Regions from separate parts of the Homo sapiens genome. Here region 1 is linked to region 2. Evidence: read pairs that join two places in POLR2A ChIA-PET (ENCODE). Cell type or tissue: K562. All regions are shown on one strand. Each heading gives the region's core, and the rest is flanking DNA. Links, peaks and the distances in the headings are about the cores only.

What was found. Peaks named below come from ENCODE experiments on the same cell type or tissue, not always from the same donor. Only the 100,000 strongest peaks of a DNase experiment are listed, where the experiment ranks them.
Region 1: POLR2A ChIA-PET joins it to region 2 with 5 read pairs; 2 of 35 experiments call an interaction of 5 or more read pairs at or near these places.

The regions. Positions count from the first base shown.
Region 1 is chr7:150,782,256-150,793,564 of GRCh38, reverse strand. It overlaps TMEM176B (transmembrane protein 176B), which reads left to right. Exons shown (of 7, transcript NM_001101312.2): 4 at 1-21; 5 at 250-477; 6 at 1,390-1,509; 7 at 1,942-2,264. The coding sequence ends at 2,034. Among named protein-coding and RNA genes, the nearest start is that of TMEM176B, 12 kb to the left of the region's middle. In K562, for the core only: no CTCF peak of the experiment used is centred there; a DNase peak (open chromatin) is centred at 5,744; H3K27me3 peaks cover 5,300 bases.
Region 2 is chr7:151,006,431-151,015,381 of GRCh38, reverse strand. NOS3 (nitric oxide synthase 3) reads right to left here. Exons shown (of 27, transcript NM_000603.5): 15 at 8,888-8,951; 16 at 8,377-8,493; 17 at 8,106-8,280; 18 at 6,320-6,452; 19 at 6,115-6,193; 20 at 5,797-5,984; 21 at 5,095-5,267; 22 at 4,575-4,785; 23 at 4,396-4,483; 24 at 2,910-3,031; 25 at 2,003-2,151; 26 at 1,464-1,658; 27 at 794-1,374. The coding sequence ends at 1,213. ATG9B (autophagy related 9B) reads left to right here. Exons shown (of 14, transcript NM_001317056.2): 14 at 1-231. Among named protein-coding and RNA genes, the nearest start is that of ATG9B, 14 kb to the left of the region's middle. RefSeq lists a silencer at 1,566-1,765 and enhancers at 1,401-2,092, 6,588-6,637, 7,565-8,145, 8,146-8,726. In K562, for the core only: CTCF peaks have their summits at 2,377 (motif pointing left), 5,879 and 6,498 (motif pointing right); DNase peaks (open chromatin) are centred at 4,851, 5,901, 6,581, 7,101 and 5 weaker places; H3K4me3 peaks cover 3,478 bases.

The sequences.
Region 1 (11,309 bases), core at 1,779-9,778, 220 kb after region 2:
AAGCACCCGGGCAAACTTGCTGTGAGTCTTGGACACCCTCTCTCCACCTTGTTCACTGACCCCCTCCTGAATTCTGCTCCATTATCTGTCTTCTGCCCTTTGGTTGTCAATATCTTGGGGTCTTTCTTGGAGGGGAGGAGAGGGTTTCCTGGACAAGGGCTGGGGAAGAGGAGAGGGATTTGAGGCGGGGACCTCATGACTCTTCCACCGATTGAAGGAGCGTGTGTCATGACCCTCTTTCTCTTCCAGGGCTATATATCCAGCCTGCTCACCCTGGCAGGCTTTGCTACAGCTATGGCTGCTGTTGTCCTCTGCGTGAATAGCTTCATCTGGCAAACTGAACCCTTTTTATACATCGACACTGTGTGTGATCGCTCAGACCCTGTCTTCCCTACCACTGGGTACAGATGGATGCGGCGAAGTCAAGAGAACCAATGGCAGAAGGAGGAGTGTAGAGCTTACATGCAGATGCTGAGGGTGAGCAGGAAGAGTCCAGTCTTCGGGGACCCATCACAGCTCTTTTTTCCCAGGGAGCTGGGGGCCCTGGAGGACAGAGATGTAGGCTCTTTGAGCTTGGACTTCATGCTGGGTCTTTCATTCAGGAGGTTTTAATGTAAGCTACAGACATTTTTCAGACCTCATGACACGAAGATTCTCTGAATCAAGGAGGGTGAGGAACAAAGAGGAGACATTTCAGAGAGGAGATAGTGGGTCACCCTTCTGGCTTTTCTGGTGTGTTGGTATCACAGTTTTCCATTACTGAATTAAAAACCACACCAAAATGTAGTGGCTTAAAATGACAACTTATTATTTCTCACGGTGCTGTGAGTTGGCTGGATTCAGATGAGCCATTCTCACTCACGGGTTTTCTCATGCAGTTACAGTCAGATGGGGGTGAAGTTATCCAAGTGCTCGCCGAGGCTGGAGGTCTGAGATGATGTAGTTGCATGGTCCGGAGCTCAGCGGGGGCTGTCAGCAAGAGCCGGCAATGGCTTCTCCACTTGGCTTGGGCTTCTCATAGCACAGAAACTGGATTCCAATGGGGAGTACCCTAGTTGCAAGCATTTCAGGAGACAGAAAGTAGAAGCTGCCAGACCAGCTAAGGGCTTCCCTGTCACTGTATAGTGTCACTTTCACTGTGGCCAAAGCAGTTCTAGGCCCTTCCAGATTCTACGGGTTGAAGGAATAGTCTCCACTTCTTGACAGGGAGTGATAAGTTCACTCTGCAGACAAGCCAACGGGATGGAAGCTGTGGCTGGAAACACAGTCAGCTGTGGTGGGAGCAGCAAGCTGGATAGAGTCAGTGCCTGGGTGGGTGGAGAGGGTGGTGATGTGGGCAGCATTGGAGTAGCTGACACCTGACTATCTTTGTTCTTCCCTTATCTCCAGAAGTTGTTCACAGCAATCCGTGCCCTGTTCCTGGCTGTCTGTGTCTTGAAGGTCATTGTGTCCTTGGTTTCCTTGGGAGTAGGTCTTCGAAACTTGTGTGGCCAGAGCTCCCAGCCCCTGGTGAGTTGTCGGGGAGGGGCCTCTGGGCAGCGTGAGTCTGGGTGGTGAGTGTGTGGGACAGGTAGGAGTGCGGGGCCAGGGGCACCCGAACCTGAGGCTGGGCCTGGTGCCCCTCAGCTTCTTTCCATATGCAGCTCTCCCCTTTGCTGTCTGGGGAATGTGGCCATCACCATGGTCCTGGGCCAACTGTCGCCGCCCTGTGCCTCTCTGCGCCCTCCTCTGCTCTGATCTCCCCACTCTCCCCTCTGCCCTGTCCCAGGTGTTCGTCTGACTCCCCTTCCTCTGCCACCTTGTTTTTTTTTTGCCTGATCTGCTTTTCCTGTCACCTTTTCCTTTCCCTCCTCCTTTCCTCTTTCTGCTTTCTGAGTTCTATGATACTAACTCTGCCTGCATCCTTTTCCCCTAAGGATTTCTTTTTTCTTTTTTTTCCAGAATGAGGAAGGATCAGAGAAGAGGCTACTGGGGGAGAATTCAGTGCCCCCTTCGCCCTCTAGGGAGCAGACCTCCACTGCCATTGTCCTGTGAGCTGCCAAAGACCCCACGGGGTGCCCGCATGTCCCTGTCTAGGGCAGCCCAGGGCCCCCACTCCTGGCTCCTCACACTTGCCTCCCCTATGGCCGCTCTCCAGACCCTCCTCCTTTCTTCTCCCCACATCCGCACCTGCTGTTCCCACTCTGGGGTTCTCAAGTCCATGAACAGATATTGTTGCATTTTCCACAATGCTGATTAAACATAATAAACAATCCAGAAAAGCAGTTTTGCCCAGAAAGATATGGTTTCCCTTTGTTTATACACCTCGTGCGCCATGAAAGGCCTTTCTTTGTGTCGCTATGTATGAGGTTAAATGGGAGCTGATTTATCCCATTAAAACACTGTCCCAAGAAGATTAAATTTAATTATGTTCTGCTGTACATCCAGGTGGCAAAACCCCTTTTTATGATTTTCTTCAATTCAGTGTAAAGTGTAAGTCTAGTGGGCCTAGAATCTTCTTACCTGCTGAGATTGTCTAGGCTCCTACAACCTCGGCCTGTAGACTTAAGAGAACTGTGTGGAGCATGGAATGAGATTTTTGCCCCCTCCCTCCCTGTCTTCCTTCCTTTCTCTTTTTTCGTTTTGCAGTAATTAGTGTTGGTTCTGTCTCTTTTCCTGTCTCCACACACACATAAACACATCCTTAGTCTTCCTTCCTTTCATTGTAAATGATAGCAAACTGATTTTGACTTTTTCCATTTTCTTTATATATGAAGATATAACATAAATATATAGATGTAAGCATTTCTGAAGGGCAGGAAAGCTGGTAGGGGCTTTATGAAATCTCCATGAGGCCAGTTTCATGACTTAGCAGCCCCACAGGGCTGGTCTTCAGATCCAAGGCGATGGGCTGCAGGGCCTGCACCTTCCCTCTTGGCAGAGCGGTGCCACAGAGGTGCAGAGCTGCTGCGCTGGGCAAGACCTGCTCCTGCACAGGACTTGGAGTAGGGGCCTGTGCCGAGGGCGGTGCTGCTCTTCCTGGGGCCCTCACCAGCCTGTGCTTTACATAGAGGCTTGTAAAGAAGCCTGCGAGACAGGAGTGTGTTCAGAATATGGACAGGGTCAGCCGATTACAGCCTGAGGGGTAAATCCAGCCTGCCATTGAATTTTGTAAATAAAAATGTATCTAAACACAACCACACCCATTTCTTTACACATTGTACCTGTTTTTGTGCCACAAGGGCAGAGTTGAGGAGTCTTAACAGAGACTGAATGGCCCACAAAGCATAAAATATTTACTATTAGGCTTTTTACACACAAAGCTTGCTGGCCCCGATGTAGGAGCTTGCAGTGTAGAATGTTACGTTCTGTTTCGCTGTTGAGGGGTGTGGAGTGCTCAAGAATCCCTTCCAAGGGGAGCCAGCCTTGGATGAGCAGCGGGTGTGTAGCCAGCTGGTTTCCTCATTTCCCAGGGTCCAGAGCCCACAAATCATCAGGCAGAAAAACTTGGACTCAGAACCATTGCAGTCCCCATCCCTCCCTCAGTCCCCAGTAAAGAAGACATTAGAATCTCAGAGGAATTTAGAATCTCCTGAACCTCAACATTTATTTTACTGCCAGTGATGGAGTAATGGAAGCCCCCAATTCTTTGCTAAACAGGCAAATGTAAAGTAGCTAAGCCCAGAAGCCAAGCTGGGTTGAAATGGATAGTGTGGAAAGAGACCCATTAGCAGGGCAAGAACCTATGGGGCCTCACTTAGCCAGGCTTCAGGGAATGCTTAACCCATCAAAAAATGCGGATGGCTGCCTTTCCCCGTGTCTCATGTTTCCACACATCTTGTGAGCAGTGGCACTGACTGCCTTTTCAAAGATGTTCTCACCTCCTAATGGGCAGCCTTGGAAAATAGTGTCTTCTTCTGGACCAAAGGACAGGCATGATCACCTGTTATAAAAGAATCAGATTCCTTAAGCTCAGGGTTCCTTTTCTAGAACCCAGCCCACCGGCTGTGCTGGTGTCACCTGCAATGCCTCTTTGCATTGTCTGTGGGAACTGGGGTCCTAGAACCCACGCAAAAATGCTGCTACCGTGGCCACTGCTATTGCCGTGTGTAATAAATTGTTTTTTGTCATAACTCGGGGTTTTGTGGCTTCTACCAGCATCCATGAAACTGTGGCAGACTGACTTGTTGACCTGCATGTACAGTTAGATCTCAGACCCTTCACCGTTCCCGACTACCATGTCCTGCTGTGTGCAGGGTTATGATACACACAGACTTAAGACAGAGCTTCTGACACCAAGAAGTTTACAGTCTGCTTAAGAGGTGAGGCATAAACCCTTTACTACAAAGAACAAATGTTACTTGACTGCCAAGTTAGCGATGCAGCAGGCAGGAAGGTGGTGTGCTTGCTGAAGAACTGTAGGAAGACAAGGAACATGAGAAAGGAGAATGCAAAGTAGCAGACACTCAGGGGCAGAGCACCCTGAGCTTGCCGTTGCTCATGTCGTGAACAGCCATGAGAACGCAGAGTGCGCAGGGCTGCTCAGACCTCAGTGTCCATGGGCACATTTGATAGGACTGAGTTACTTGCCCACTCACCACCCTGACTCCAAGGAACTTTGGCCAAAGTTGGGCAGGGGGGTTGTCTTTTAGTTGTCACAGATGTTGATATTCAGAACTCCATCTGCAAAGATCTCAATCTATACTGCAGCATGGACAGAGGGCTGGTCCTCAAGCCTGGAGAGTACCAGAGTCCTTGAGGCAGGAAGGAAACCTTTTTTGCTTCTGGGGTAGGGTGGGAGGTGGTGGGCGTGAGAGGCTGAATTTTTGTCCCCTCCAAATTTATATGTTGAAGCCCTCACCCCTAGTAGCTCAGGATGTGACTGTATTTGGAGACAGTGTCTTGAAAGAGGTAATTAAGTTAAAATGAGATCATTGTGGTGGGCCCTCATCCAATATGTCTGATGTCATATTAGAGGCAATCAGAATGCCGACAGGCCCAGAGGGAAGGCCACCTGAGGACACAGGGAGAAGACGGCATCTACTAGCCAAGGAGAGCCTCAGAGGAACTCCGCTGGTGCCAAATCTTGGACTTTGGCCTTCCAGAACTGAGAGAAAAGAAATTTCTCCTGTTTAAGCCCCTCAGTCGGTGTTTTGTTACGGCAGCCCTAGCAAACTCAGACACTGGGAGACGGGAGACAGCTTGGGACAGCCTGAGAGGGGGATCAGGTGTGCCCCAGCACTGCGTTTTCAAAATCCCTTCCTTGTTTACTATTGAGGAGCCCTTTGTGCAGCCCTCCGGGTTCCCCATAAAGGGGTGCCTCTCATGGTGTGGGACCACACCTGCCTTTGCCACAGCTGAAAGCTGCAGTTCCCAGGAGCTGGTGTTCCTGGCATATCACCCTGAGGTCTCATCACATCCTCAGGCCACCATCGCCCTCTGTTGCCTGGTCCCACCAGCCTCTCCTCTCCCTCCACATCTGACTCCTCAGGGTCTCCAGGACAGCTCCCCACTCCCTAAGTGCCGCCTGAGGGGCACCCCACCCCCTTTGTCTTCACAACATCTCTTCTAGCATAATCTCTATAATCACAGGCATTTCTAGCACAGTCTCCTCTAGTATAATTTCCAGTAAATCTCCTAGGCTTTTCTGGTATAATCTCTTCCGGGAGCTCAGACGTTAACAAGCCAGAAAGAGCAGCTTCTGCTTTCTGCTTTGGATATCAGCCAAAACTGTCTGAGGCCGAGAGAGGCTTCTGAAATGTCCTTCTATCAAGGGCCCAGCTATATGGTCAAAAAGAGGAAGTAGAAATACTTGGAAATCTGGGGCCACTTAAGTCTGTTCGTTATCTTGTCCTGATGACCTTGGGTGCTGACATTTGCAGCTCCTGCTGAATGTCCTCTCTGCCCTAAAGCAAGGCCCTGCCACTCTGTTCTGGGACCTTTTCTTTCTGTTTCCACGTAAGGCAGATGACTCTGCTACCCCAGAGTGGGGCTTTGCAGGAGCTGCCCTGTTTCAAACTGGGCATGTCTGTTCCTTGGGATGTGTCACTGGAGCAGAATGAGGTGAAGGAGGGAGAGCCTGGCCAGGGATAATGAAGGAGCAGTAGAAACTCTACTCTGTTCTCTATAATCATGAGGGCTTTGGGGGCAGAGCACGGGATTCTCTGTGCAGGTCACACTCCCCATGGGATGGCACAGTGCTGACCTGTTGGCACTAGCAGAGCAGGTGGCATGCGGACACACCTGGTCCAGACTGGAGGCGAGGGAAGATGTCACAGTTTCTCGGCTCATAATCCTGAGCTTCTCCATGGGCTGGAGGAAGGTGGGAGCTATGTTTTTCTTGTATTCAGCCTTCTACGGGTTATTAATAAATATTCAGTCAATAAGCAACAAAAAAATTTTTTTTTTTAGAGACTAGGGGGTAAAGGTTGATTTTTTTTTTCACTTCTATATTCTGTAAAAGAAAAATTTTGGCAGCCAGTGGGTGGTCTCAATTCTTGCTGCTCAAGGTGTGATCCACTGGCCTGCATGGGCAACCCTGGGAACTGGCTAGAGATGCAAAATCTCCTCCACGCCAGACCAGCCAAGTCAGAACCTGCATTTTCACAAGGTCCCAGGCACTATATGTGCTTCGTACATTTCGAGGGGCATGGGTATGAATATTACAGTTAGGTGGTTTGCAGGAAAGAATTCAGATACAGAACAGGGCTCTGAATTTAATCTCTTTGTTTTCATTCTTTTCATGAACTTGTTAACCTTGGAGTTTTACAAAATAATTCTAGTGGTGGCTGGACGCGGTAGCTCACACCTGTAATCCTAGCACTTTGGGAGGCCAAGGCGAGCGGATCATGAGGTCAAGATATAGAGACCATCCTGGCTAACATGGTGAAACCCCGTCTGTAGTAAAAATACAAAAATTAGCTGGGCATGGTGGTGCTCACCTGTAGTCCCAGCTACTCGGGAGGCTGAGACAGGAGAATCGCTTGAACCTGGGAGGCAGAGTTTGCAGTGAGCTGAGATCATGCCATTGCACTCCAGCCTGGGCGACAGAGTGAGACTCCATCCCCTACACCCCCTGCCAAAAAAAAAAAAAAAACTCTAGTGGTTTTGAAATACTGAAATTAAAAGTAAAAAGTGGTCTCTTTCCTTAGCTGAAGATAGTATTAATTCCTGTACTTCAGTGTCTCTAAGTTAGTCCTTTTATGGCTAGATCCAGTAGCAATTCTTTTCCTTTTTTTACTCTGGTAGACAAATGTCAACTTGGTGGTTTTCTTTTTTCTTTTTCTTTGTTCCCCCTGGGTTGTTGTTGCACAAAATGGCCCCTTTCTGCCGGGCAACTTCTGTATTTTTCCCCTGGAGTTTCCAAGCCTCTGAGTGAAGATGGTCTCCCCTCTATCTGATCCCTCTCCCGGCCCCACTTCCTCTATTCCTGTCTCTCCTTCCCATCCTTTCCCCTCTCCCCTCCTGTGAATAGCCTTAGAAGTCTGAATCTTTGTGCTCTGTAGAAAGTCAGATGTGACACTCCTTCTTTCTGCTTCTGTTTACTTGGAAAAGCTGACAGCTATTTGTCTCTTTGCACAGCTCAGTCTTGGTGGTAAAACTGCACAGACACAGATGGGCATGACTTCACGGCCCTGGCACGAGGGCATGCAGATAATCTCAAGCCTATTTGTGTGCAACATATTTATTGAAGGATTTAAAACCATTCAGAGTATAAACAGGAAATGATTCTTCTTCTTTTTTTGTTTTCTAGTCACTTCTTTTAACTGTATTTTGTCAACTCACTCATTCCCCATTGGATCTTGGGTTCTTTAACATCAGGACCAGATTCTAGATTTCACAACTCTGTCATTGCCCAATCCTTTTCGTGTTAAAAACTGCAGCTATCGGCTGGGTGCAGTGGCTCAAGCCTGTAATCCCAGCACTTTGGGAGGCCGAGGCGGACGGATCACAAGGTCAGGAGATCGAGACCATCCTGGCTAACACGGTGAAACCCCATCTCTACTAAAAATACAAAAAAATTCGCCAGGCCTGGCGGCATATGCCTGTAGTCCCAGATCCTTGGGAGGCTAAGGCAGGAGAATGGTTTGAACCTGGGAGGTGGAGGTTGCAGTGAGCTGAGATCGCGCCACTGCACTCCAGCCTGGGCGACAGAGCGAGACTCCATCTCAAAAACAAAACAAAATAAAACAAAACAAAACAAAACAAAACAAAACAACACAACACAACTGCAGTTATCGGATCATGGTTTGCCTGTCTCCCAGAGGAGACTCAGATTGCTGGACGGGGAGGAGCTGGGGAGGGAAGTGTGGTCAGGGCTGACTCCTCTTCCCTGCTGCTTTCCCACTGCTCTTCTCACCCCACTCCAGCTGAGACAAGGAAGAGGGATGCAGGGCAAGGTTTCCAGAAGTGACTGGCCGCAGGAAAGTTGCAGAGGGAGTAGTGTCTGGGCTTCGCATTCACAGCCTTTGCTCATGTGATGTGGGTGATGGGTGGTGTCTAATTCTGTTGCTCAGTGTGGGAGGCACTTGGGAATTACCCTGCCCTCTGCTACCTTAGCTGCCTGGGTCAACCAGGAAAACCTCCTGGAAAAGTATTTCTAGAGGAGGAGGATATGAAATGGCAGAAAGGAGAGGATTTTCTTGTACTGGGAAAATTCTTTTGACCACCTCTTGCCTCTGCAAAAACCCAGAGTCTGCTTTTACAGATATTTCTAACTCTAAAGAAATCTTTAGGGTTCTCTAGCGGATGGCATGAGGCCCTGTGGTGTCAAACTTCACAGAGAAAGCCTGGAGCCTCAGATCCAAAGAAGCACTCACACAAAAAGTTGCAACAAAATATTAGGAAAACTGCCAAATGTACAAAAAAATCCCCTCCTGAAGTAGGAATTCACTTTCACTAGGTGCTGCTGTGAACTTCAGGATTTATCTCATTTACCTCCCTCCCCTGACTCCTCACTTTCTTACTGGTTTAATCTATTCCTCCTGTTTCACCCCTAAAAACGAGGTTTGTTCACTTGCCAAGTAACAAACAACTTTTAGCGGGAACTCAGGTTTTCATTAATGGGAGGCCTTGTACTTCGTACAAGTGAGGAGAGCACTGAGGGTATTCTCCAAAGCCATGCCTCCCCGACAGAAAGTGACAGGAGGGCTTATGGGGCCGTGGAGAGGGTGCGTCATCGTCATCACATGCAGAGGATTCTCAGCTGCACTCAGCGAGTCCTCATGCCAGCATATAGGTGGTGTACAATGAACAGGAAACTGTAACTTCCCCGGGTGGAGGTTTTAGTGTGGGCATGAGCAAAGTCCACTCAGGTTCATCTCCTTTTTTTTTTTTTTTTTTAAAGAGACAGAGTCTCACTCTATTGCCCAGGCTGGAGTGCAGTGGTGTAATCATAGCTCACCACAGCCTTGAATTCCTGGACTGAAGTGGTCCTTTCACCTTAACTTCCCAAAGTCCTGGGATTATAGGCATAAGCCATCATACCTGGCCCCGCAACTGATTTTTGAATGTTGATTCTGTATCCTGCAACTTTGCTGAATTTACTTATTAGTTCAAACAGATTATTAGTTCAAACAGATTTTTTGTGTGTGTGTGTCTGAGTTTGAAATCTTTAGGGTTTTCTACCTATAAAATCATGTTGTCTGAGAACAGAGATACTTCTGCTTCTTCCTTTCTAGCTTGGATGCCTTTTATTTATGTTTCTTGCCTACTTGCTCCGGCTAGAACTTCCAGTACTACATGGAATAGAAATGGCAAGAATAAGCCTCCTCATCTCATTTCAGATATGAGCAAAAAGGCTTTCAGTCTTTCACCGTTGGTGTTAGCTGTGGGATTTTTATATAAAAATATTTTATTTAATTATATGTTTTGTGATTTAAAAAAAAATTTTGACCTCATGTTTGTTGGAACTTTATCTGTGGGATATATTTGAAACCTAGGTTGATGAATGTACTTTTTTCAGAGAAGATTTTAGTTTGTTTCTGCCAGAAACCTGGGATCACTATAAGTTTGGGATTTAAAAAATTCCCAGATTGAGATTTTTTGGTATCATAAGTTGAGGCTATAAATTCTACATATTTTTCAAAAGATTTCTAGTGGATTAAGCCCATAGTGCACATGCTCTTTTTTTCTCCTTTTCTTTCTCACTCTCCTAACTCTCTCACTTGTGATCTCCAGGATCCAAAATAAATTATGTGTATCCACATCCTTGCCATAGTCTGCTTTGGGGAAATCTAAACTAAGGCAGGCCTCAAATCTACATGTGAGCTATAATGCCGACAGTTTCTCAGGAGAGTCTTTCCTTTCTATCCAGAACCAAGGTAGTGCCCTTGCCGCAGTTTGTTATGGGCAAAATTCTTTTGGGTTTATTTTTCTCTTGAAAATATAATTTTTTTTTTTTTGAGACAGAGTCTCACTCTGTCACCCAGGCTGGAGTATGGCCCACTGCAATCGCACCTCCCAGGTTCAAGTGATTCTCCTGCCTCAGCCTCCCGAGTAGCTGGGATTACAGGTGCCCACTACCACACCCGGCTAATTTTTGTATTTTTAGTAGAGACGGGATTTCACCATGTTGGCCAGGCTGATCTCAAACTCCTGACCTCAAGTGATCCGCCCGCCTCAGCCTCCCAAAGTGCTGGGATTACAGGCGTGAGCCACCGTGCCCAGCCAGAAAATAGAATAATTTGAACATCCTGGTTTCATATAAGCACCTAAATCTGTTTTCCACCTGTGTTGGCACTCAGTTTTTCTTCTGTCCTCTATGTAGCCATGAAAACTCAAGTTTTTAACAAGTTAACAGAAATTGACAGTTGCTCTGAATGAATTTACAAAAATTTAAAATAACTATTTGTGTCCAGAATTTTCTGCTTTTTTGTAGTGAGTATTTTTTAAGGCTTTTGGGCTACTGCATTGCTAAAAAATGAATACTTGAGTTACATTAGATCTTATTGATTTCTAATTTAATGACATTATTATGTTTTAGATGATTTAGGCCTCCAGACTTCCATATTTTTAGATATGGAAGCCCAAGTCTGTCTTGAAAGTAACAGCTCTGGTGGCTGGCTGTTTTCTTCTTCACCAAACATGTTCTCAGTCAGGACAGAAAACTGCCAAGCCTGGCGCTTCTGGAACTTCATCCTACTGTCTAGTCTTTTGTGCCCTCATCACATGCCTGTTCCTGAAGCCCAGGAACAGAGAGAAGCTCCTCTGGATCAGGTTCGTGAGCCTGGGGAGCAGCATCTTATGATTTTGTTTCACTCATTTGCTGATCTCTTCCGCAGCCCAGAAAATTTCCTTGTGAAGTTAACAAAATCTGGGAGGCTGCATTC
Region 2 (8,951 bases), core at 952-8,951:
TGGAAGGGCGACAGTGAGGCAGGTGGGCTTTAAGGCTGTGGATTCGTCATGCTGGCGGCTGCCAGCAGCACTTTCAGGTTCCTTGGGGCTTGTAGGGGATGGGGACTTGTCAGTGGAAAGACGGGAGGGATGATGTTTTTGGACTTCAGTACGGGTGTGATGTCCCAGGAAGTGGGTGTGGCTCCCCATCCTGTATGAAATAAGCAGTAAAGCTTGCTCATGGCTGTTGCACATCTCTGTGACTCTTGTTTCTGGCAGGCCCCACTCCTGGCAGCTGAGTGCTGCACCTGCCTTCTCGATCACGAGCCTGAGAACTGCACGGGGGAGCAGCCCAGACTGGCTGGAAACCATGTTTTCAGAGTGCAGGGTCAAGTGGCGTGTAGGACTCTGTCAAAAGAATGACCCCTTTCCCCACCACATACCCACAACTGCACAGGTTAAAACAGAAATCTTGTCATTTTATAATTGTAATCCACGCCGGGTGCAGTAGCTCACACCTGTAATCCCAGCACTTTGGGAGGCTGAGGCGGTTGGATCACGAGGTCAGGAGTTCAAGACCAGCCTGGCCAAGATGGTGAAACCCCGTCTTTACTAAAAATACAAAACCTAGCCGGGCGCGGTGGCAGGCACCTGTAATCCCAACTACTTGGGAGGCTGAGGCAGGAGAATCACTTGAACTTGTGGGGTGGAGGTTGCAGTGAGCTGAGATCACGCCACTGCACTCCAGCCCGGGCGGCAGAGGGAGACTCCGTTTCAAAAAAAAAAAAACAAAAAAAAAAAACTGTAATCCACATGAGCTGGGGTAGGCACTTTAGTAGTTCTCCTAACATCTGGCACAGTCCCTTATGGTAAATCTTCAATAATAAATACTTGATTTAGAGATTAGACTTTACAGGTAAGATACTCCTGAGAGAGGCAAGAGGAATCTAACATTCGACTAAGAAACAGGAAGCGGGTGGCAGTAGGCCCTGGGGTACCGCTGCTGGGAGGGGCCTTCCAGATTAAGGCGGACCCAGGCCCGAGGCAACAGGCCTAGAGAGGGAAAAGAGGCGTTTTGCTCCTTCCTGGAGGAATAATGCTGAATCCTTGCAGCCTCTGGACAGATGTGAGAAGGCACCACCTCAAGAGGGGAGGAGCGGGGCTGATCCTGGTCGGGCGGACCTGAGTCGGGCAGCCGCTCTCCCGGAACTGGAAGGGAAAGCCAGGCGGCTCTCAGGGGCTGTTGGTGTCTGAGCCGGGAGGGTCGAACGCCCAGGGCACTGCGCCCCGCAACTGACGCTCCTGCAAGGAAAAGCTCTGGGTGCGTATGCGGCTTGTCACCTCCTGGGTGCGCAGCGTGAGCCCGAAAATGTCTTCGTGGTAGCGTTGCTGATCCTGTCGGAAAAGAGCACAGTGGATCAGAACCCGACTCGGAGACCTTAGCAGGAACCCCGCACGCTCAGGCCCGGCCCGCCCCTCCGCACCCGCAGCACGCCGATGACGTCGCCGGCCTCGTCCAGCTCCATGTCGCCCTCCGTCGCCAGGATGCGCTGCACGGTCTGCAGGACGTTGGTTGCCATGGTAACATCGCCGCAGACAAACATGTGGCCCCGCTCGAGGCACAGCACGCGGTGCACCTCCGCAGCCAGCTCCGTCCTCAGGATGTCCTGCACGTAGGTCTGCGGGGCGGCGGGGTTAGGGCGGGCCCTGGTGGGGGTGGGCGCGGGGGCGCAGCCCGGGGCTGCTGGCTGGCCCTGGACGTGAAAGTCTCCGGAGCGGGCCTGGTGGGGCCTGCGTGCCCTGGGGCGGTGTCAACAGGGGCAGAGCCAAAGGGGCGGGGCAGGGGCGGGAGGAGGCGGGCCTAGAGGGGCCGGGGCACAAGGGTGGGCCAGAGTGTGCAGGGGTGGCTGAGTGGTCGTGGGAGGCCACGGGAGGGCCGTGGTTGGTGTGCCCCGCTGGAGAGCGCGAGTCCTCCCCTCTCTCCCTATCTTCAGGTTACCATTGCGCCCTCAGGGTCTCACACCTTGGGGTTGTCAGGTTCCCGGGAGAAGGCGGTGAGGACTCGGCCAAACACCCCGCGCTGCTGGGCGTTCTGCACCTCGTCGCGGTAGAGATGGTCAAGTTGGGAGCATCGGCAGCCGAACACCAAAGTCATGGGAGTGGGCTGCAGCCCTGCAAGCAACCCCGCGCTTGGGAAGGCTCTTCTCCGGGGCACAGTGCTAGTGGGGCCTCCCCACAGGCCACCGTCGCCCAGCCTGGCAGCCCAGCGTTTTGGGCTGAAACCACCATTACTTTGGCTGTTTCATCTCTAAGAGAGTGTAGAATGCTTTCACAGAGACCCTGCACAGCCCTGATTTACAGAGGGAAGGGAAGCGCGGGTGAGGTGGTGGCCCCTGGTGGAGCTGCGCTAGAATGCGCGGCTTCGGACTCAGAATTCCATGCCCTTTGCATTGTGTGACATCGCAGTCCCCTTCCCCGCTCCCACTTCATATTCTCCCATACTTATAACTCTCCTCCCAGTCACAGCCCTCTTCTTTTGATTGACAGACCACCCTGGGCACCCCATGCTCAATATGAACACCTTGTAGCATCCTTAGGTCTTGGACAGACCTCGGTCAGCTCTGGCACAGTCAAGAATCCACCTTGGGCAGTTCTTCTTTGAGTCTTAGCCCTAATCCCTTTGAAAATTCTATTTTCCTTTGTCCTCAATCCAGTCAACACCTACTATGTACCAGGCACCAGGAAGCCAGAAGCTCAGGGCCCAGCCCTTGCCTTTGGTACCTGCCCTCCCCTTGGTCTCATGAGCGTCTTTTCAGCTTTGTGGACTTTGTTTCCTGCCCTCTCTTTCCTATTTCCTGCCTTCCAGCCCCACCCCTCTGTCCCTAGATTGTGTGACTCCCTTCAGGCAGTCCTTTAGTCCCCAGCCTCACCTTTGCTCTCAATGTCATGCAGCCGCTCCTGCCAGAATCCCCGGAAGGGGGCAATGCCAGTGCCTGGACCCACCAGGATGCAGGGCAAGCTGGGATCGGGTGGCAGCCGGAAGGAGGGAGCCCTGGCAGGAGAGACACTCCATCAGGTCCCCTTTGCCTTTCCTGCTCCACCATTCTCACCATGCAGGGTGGGTGGAGCAAGGAGGACCCAAGTTCTTCCCATCTCAAAAAAAAATTAAAAAAAAAACAAAAAACAAAAAACAACTCTACTTGCTGAAACTCCTTGGATCTGTGGTTTCTGGAGATTGCACCAAAGGAAATATAGTTCATTTTGGATTGAAGAATACTTAGATGACTCAGGGGATTTAGAAAACGTGGGAAGGGTGAAAGACACTTTCAGTTCATAATGGGTTCACTAAGTGTGTTTATTTTAAGTATCCTTAATAGTGGTATTTAGTTTATGTTCAGTAGATGGGTACGGTTTATTTGTAGTTTAGCCACCTGGGTGGATTTGAATCACCAGGCCCAGCTGATGGCAGCCTAGGAACTGTTCTCAGTCCTACCAGGACTTTTGGTTCCTGGCTGCGAGAGCGGGCAAGACTTCTGGACACAGCATGAAGGAAGGGTCTCTTAAAATCCTTCACCCTCGGTCCGGGCGCGGTGGCTCACACCTGTAATCCCAAGACTTTGGGAGGCGGAGGTGGGAGGATCGTGAGGTCAGGAGCTCGAGACCAGCCTGGCCAACATAGTGAAACACCGTCTCTACTAAAAATACAAAAATTAGCTGGGCGTGGTGGTGGGTGCCTGTAATCCCAGCTACTCAGGAGGCTGAGACAGGAGAATATTTTTTTTTTTTTTTTTGAGACAGAGTCTGGCTCTGTCGCCCAGGCTGGAGTGCAGTGGCACAATCTTGGCTCACTGCAAGCTCCACCTCCCAGGTTCACGCCATAGGAGAATCTCTTGAACCCGGGAGGCGGAGGTTGCAGTAAGCCGAGATCGTACCACTGCACTCCAGCCTGGGCGACAGAGCAAGACTCCATCTCTGGGGGAAAAAAAAACCAAAACCTTCACCTTCTTTGAGTCCTTGGTGACACCAAGGCCAAGGGTGGTCTTAACCCTAACTAGTAGTTCTCCCTGGATTGAGTGAGGATTTAGTGACTGTAGTTCCCAGGTGCCATGCTGCCCAACATCAGACAGCCCAGGGACATAGAGAGGAACACAGAAGCTTTCAGAAAGCCACAGGGCCAGCCGGTTTGATCCCAGCTCTGGCTCTGGGAGCTATAGTTTCAGGGCAGAACTCTGAGTCTAAATGAATGAGAGAGCCAAAGCTTAGCCAGAGTTCTGAAGTGACCTAATGACACCACACCCTTGACATGTTACAGAGCTCCTTCCTGTTTCCAGTGACACCCCTCACCAGTGACACTCCTCACCAAAGCTGCCACCCTGACCCTGGGCAGCTCCCCACCAAGTCTTCCATCTCACTTACCCCCGGATGAAGCAGGGCACAGGGTCTCCGGGCTTGAGCTGGCTTAGCCACGTGGAGCAGACTCCATAGTGCAGGGGGCCCAGCCCATCTGGGGGTGGGAAGGAGAGGCCGGTGAGGGGCCAGAGAGGGGCCGGTCCCAACCCTGCTGTGGCCAGGCCTGCTCCTGCTTGTTGCCTCACCCTGAGTCCTGTATGCCAGCACAGCTACAGTGAGGTGGATCTCTCCTGGGTGGGTGCTGGGTGCCGAGCTGACTGAGTAGTACCGGGGCTGGAGCAGAGGCAGCTGGGTGAGGAGCAGTGGGGCAGGCAGCGCCACCGACGGGAACTGCTCCAGCACCTCCAGCAGCGTGGGGCAGCGGAACCACTTCCACTCCTCGTAGCGTCGGGGATCCTGGCGGGGCAGGATGCAGTGGGTTGGAGGCCCCATAGCCCTTCCTAGTAACCTCCCTTCTTGACCCCTCCCCCACTGAGCCTCTTTAGGGTTTCTCCCTGCTCAGTTCAGGCCAATAGAGTTTTCTCTAAGACCTGGAGAATCCAGCCATGAATTCCTCCCTGAGGAGCTGGGTCTTAAAGCACCAGTGCATGTCGGCCAGGAGAAGAAAGTCCAGGGGGGACTTTGCATGGGGGTTTCCTGCCACTGGGGTCCCCCCAGCTCATCCCGTCTCTCTAGCCCCTGTGCCTCATTGGGGTGGCCCCCAACCTGGCTGAGGGCCTCCAGCTCCTGCTGTTCCCTGGGCTCTTCTGCCAAGGTGCTGAGCAGCCGCAAGAGCTGAGGGCTGGGTGGGGAGGTGATGTCCAGGAAGAAGGTGAGAGCCTGGCGCAGCGTGCACGGGGGCAGCCGGGGGTCCCGCACCCAGCCGGGGGGAGGGCCACCTGGGGATAGTGCACAGGGAGCTCTGAGGACAGGGCCCAGCAGGACTGCAGTACCTGGGCTGATGTTTGTGTTTTGGTGACTGTTAGAGAGCCTGCCCTTGAGCAGCGGGGTCGGCCTGTCTAGGTAGCCTCAGTGTATTGTTCGGGGGCCCCTGGCCGGACTGGGTTGGTCTGGGCTCCTCTGCCTCTGACTCCACCCCCTTATTTTAAATAAAGCCCAGGCATTGATGTGGCAGCAAATAGCCCCAGTGCCAGCTCCAGAGCAAGCTAGATTGCTAGGGGAGCCTCGGAGAGGAGCCCAGAGGGAGGGGACAGCCTTTTGGTGGGGGTGCATTTGAGGGTGTGGGGATGGTCCAGCAACAAGGCCAGCCCGGCAGTGGGCAGCACAGCCAGCTCTGAGCCTGCCTGCTGAGCTGTGGAGGAGGTGGCCACCCCCTGGGTCGGGTCCTGAGCTCCTGGAGGCCTGGGGCCGGGGGTGGGGCTGGGCATGGGGCTGGTGTGCCCTGTTGCTTCCCAGGCTGCCCCTCACCAGGGCTGCCCTTCTCCAGCTGCTCTACTGCCACGGGCTCAGTGGGCGCCGGCGGGTCCTCCACGCGGCTCAGCAGCGCCTCCACAAGGCCGGGCCGGTTGGGCGGGCAGACACCTATGTGGTCCCCCGGCTGGTACTGCAGCCCCTCCTGGCCTCCGGTGTCCAGGCGCACCAGGATGGTGGCCCTCCTGGGGGTGGGGAGAGGGGCACTTATGGGGAGTCAGAGAGGGGTGGGGGCGGGAGAATGTGGGAGGAGGAGGGTCCAGGGTCAGGGTGTTCAGGACAGGGGTGGGGGGGCGGTAAAGCCGTCGTCCTCACGTGGACTTGCTGCTTTGCAGGTTTTCCACTGAGCGGATTGTAGCCTGGAACATCTTCCGCCTGTGCACGTGGATCAGACCTGGGGGCGGGGAGGGGCAAATGAGGCAGCCTGAGCTAGGGAGCAGGGCCTGGCCCCAGAGTGCTTTAGTCCCGGGGTGTGGGGGCCTCAGAGAACCAGCCGGGTTAGGGTGAGGGCAGGGCCCACCTGGCAGCAACTGCAGGCCCTCGGCCTGGGCGCTCAGCCGGTACCTCTGGCGCTTCCAGCTCCGTTTGGGGCTGAAGATGTCTCGGGCGGCGGCCTTGGCATCCTCTCCCACACAGAAGGTCTCACAGGCGGCCTGCGGGACAGGCCGGTGAGGGCTGAGGACCTCCCGCCACCAGGGGTCGCCCTAGTGAGGCGCCTGGGCGGCTTCACTGCGTCTTGCTCCTGGGGGGTTGGCAGCCCCAGTGGCTGAGGCCGGCGCCAAGGACAGCACCTTTTCCGCCAGCCCATTTCATGGATTGGCCGCTGGGCCCAGGGACCCGGCTGGCTCTTTCTCTGCACGTCCTGATTGGTGCATCGTTCCTTATCTGGTGCGTGTTAATCCCGTGATCCGAGAAGCATAGTGCTTGGCACACGGTAGCTCTGTGAAGGCGTCTGTGTGTTCAGACCTGCATTCAAATTCCGAATCCCGTACTTACAGTGACATGCCTCAGTTTCCCCATCTTTACACCTCATTGTGTTCTGGTGAAGATTAAATGAGATACTTTATGTAAAGCCCTTAGCTTTCCACAAAGTGCGTGCAGATAGTAAGTGCTCCTGGGAAGGGACGCACAATTCGGGCGGCAGAGGGGACCCCACGGGGCAGATCCCTGGGAGGGTGTGGATCCCGTCTACTCCTGGTCAGGCACACAGCTGGAAAACTGCTGGGCCAGTCCCAGGCTTGAAATGCAGGGCTCACCCGTGATTGGCTGAGCCTCATATCACCAAGTCCCGTTAATCTTTCTTTTGTGGTGCGTGTGAAGTCTTATATCTCTTCCTTCCTTCCTCGGCCCCTCCCTCCCTTCCTTCCTATCTCCACTGCTGCTGCTCTGCTTAGCTCAGCCTTCCTGCTTCTGGTTCGGTGATGCTGTAATGGATCCTACGCCTCTAAAGTCCTATTCCCAAAACCTGATGATGTGGTCTCATCCCGCTGCAATGGCTCTTTTTGTTTAAATTCTTTAAGTCTTATTTTCCGTTCCCTTCTTCCCAATCAGGGCCTATGTGTTTCTGCAGCCTGACCTCCCCGTCCCTGAGGTAGCCCCCACTCCCTCTCCTCCTAGGATGCCCTCCTCCTCCAATCAAGGCAAATCTGCTGAGCTCCAGCCTGGGCCCCGGGACAGCAGCACTGCCCTGAACAGTGTGGCACTGGGGAGACCGAGCCCTTGTCAACTGCAGACATGATCCCCAGACAGGCAGCACTGCCCCTGAGGAAGCCCAGGCTTAAAAAGCCACAGCCCCCAGGGATCCACCTCTCCCTGTGCTTGCTTGCCCGGCCCGGGACCAGTTCTGCGGTGCAGGCACCGCCCCAGGCTGTCTGGCCTCTGGCTTCCTGTGGCTTCTGTGCTGGCCTCAGCTTCAGCCCTTGCCTCTGTCTGACCTTCTCTCTGTCCCTTCCTTCTCCCTCCATCCTGCCCATCCTGGGTGGGGTCCCCTGCCCTGCCCTGCACCCCCTCCCTTTGTGCGCCCACTTGTGAGGCCCAGCCTGTGCCTGGCTGAAGCTCCCTCCTGCCAGGGCCCTGCCTGCTCTCTTTCGGCTGCACTTCTGCCTGGGCTAGGCACCCCTGTGGTCGGCAGGGCCATGTCATCCTCTGCCCCTGACCCAGAAGAGCTGGCTATGCCATGGAGAGATGAGGGTGGATTTTGGAAGGAACAGGAAGGGACCAAAGAACCAAACAGAATCAGGGCAGAGTGAGGCAGGAGGAGGCATCCCAGGGGGCAGGAGTCAGAGCAGGGGCTGGGCTGGGCTCACCTGGAAGGCAGCCTGGGCCCAGCCTCGGAAGGCCTCCTCCTGGCCGCACAGCTCGTCGCCCTGGCCCAGCTGCAGCAGCCGCTCCCCGCCCAGTTCCTCCAGCCGTGTGTCCACGGCACGAGCAAAGGCGCAGAAGTGGGGGTATGCCCGGGAGCCGAGCCCGAACACACAGAACCTGGGGTGCAGGGGTCGTCAGTGGAGCTCCCTTTGCAGGCCACGTTTGCCCAGGCAGCTTGCCCACCCGTTGCACCCCTCTTGGTGAGGCCCTGACCTGAGGGTGCCCAGGGCCCCTGCACTGTCTGTGTTACTGGACTCCTTCCTCTTCCGCCGCCAAGAGGACACCAGTGGGTCTGAGCAGGAGATGCTGTTGAAGCGGATCTTATAACTCCTGGCAAGAGAGGACAAAGACAAGGTTGTCACAGGGCCCTGGGGATACAGGCTAGGCCCAGCCCCAGCCCCAGGGACGGCTTCAGGGTCTCTGCCTCTGGGACAGGAAAGGCCCTGCCCTTGGGAGGGGCTGAGGGCCAGCATCCCTGGGGTTCCGAGCCTGGGGCCCTGACACACCACACCCCCATCTCTGAAGACCTCAGGACTGTCCCGGCTCTCAGAAGCAGGCAGGTCTGGACTGCCATTGCAGCCTGGAATGGAGGGCATCCTGGAGCCCTGGCTTTTGGTGGGAAAACGACTTGAGGCACAGAGGGAGAGCTTTTCAGACCCCCTTTCTGTTTGTGTCTCCAAATGCATCAGCTCCCCCAGCTCCCCCAAACTCTCACCCAACTCACTTGTGCTGTTCCGGCCGAGGGGAGCTGTTGTAGGGGCCGGACATCTCCATCAGGGCAGCTGCAA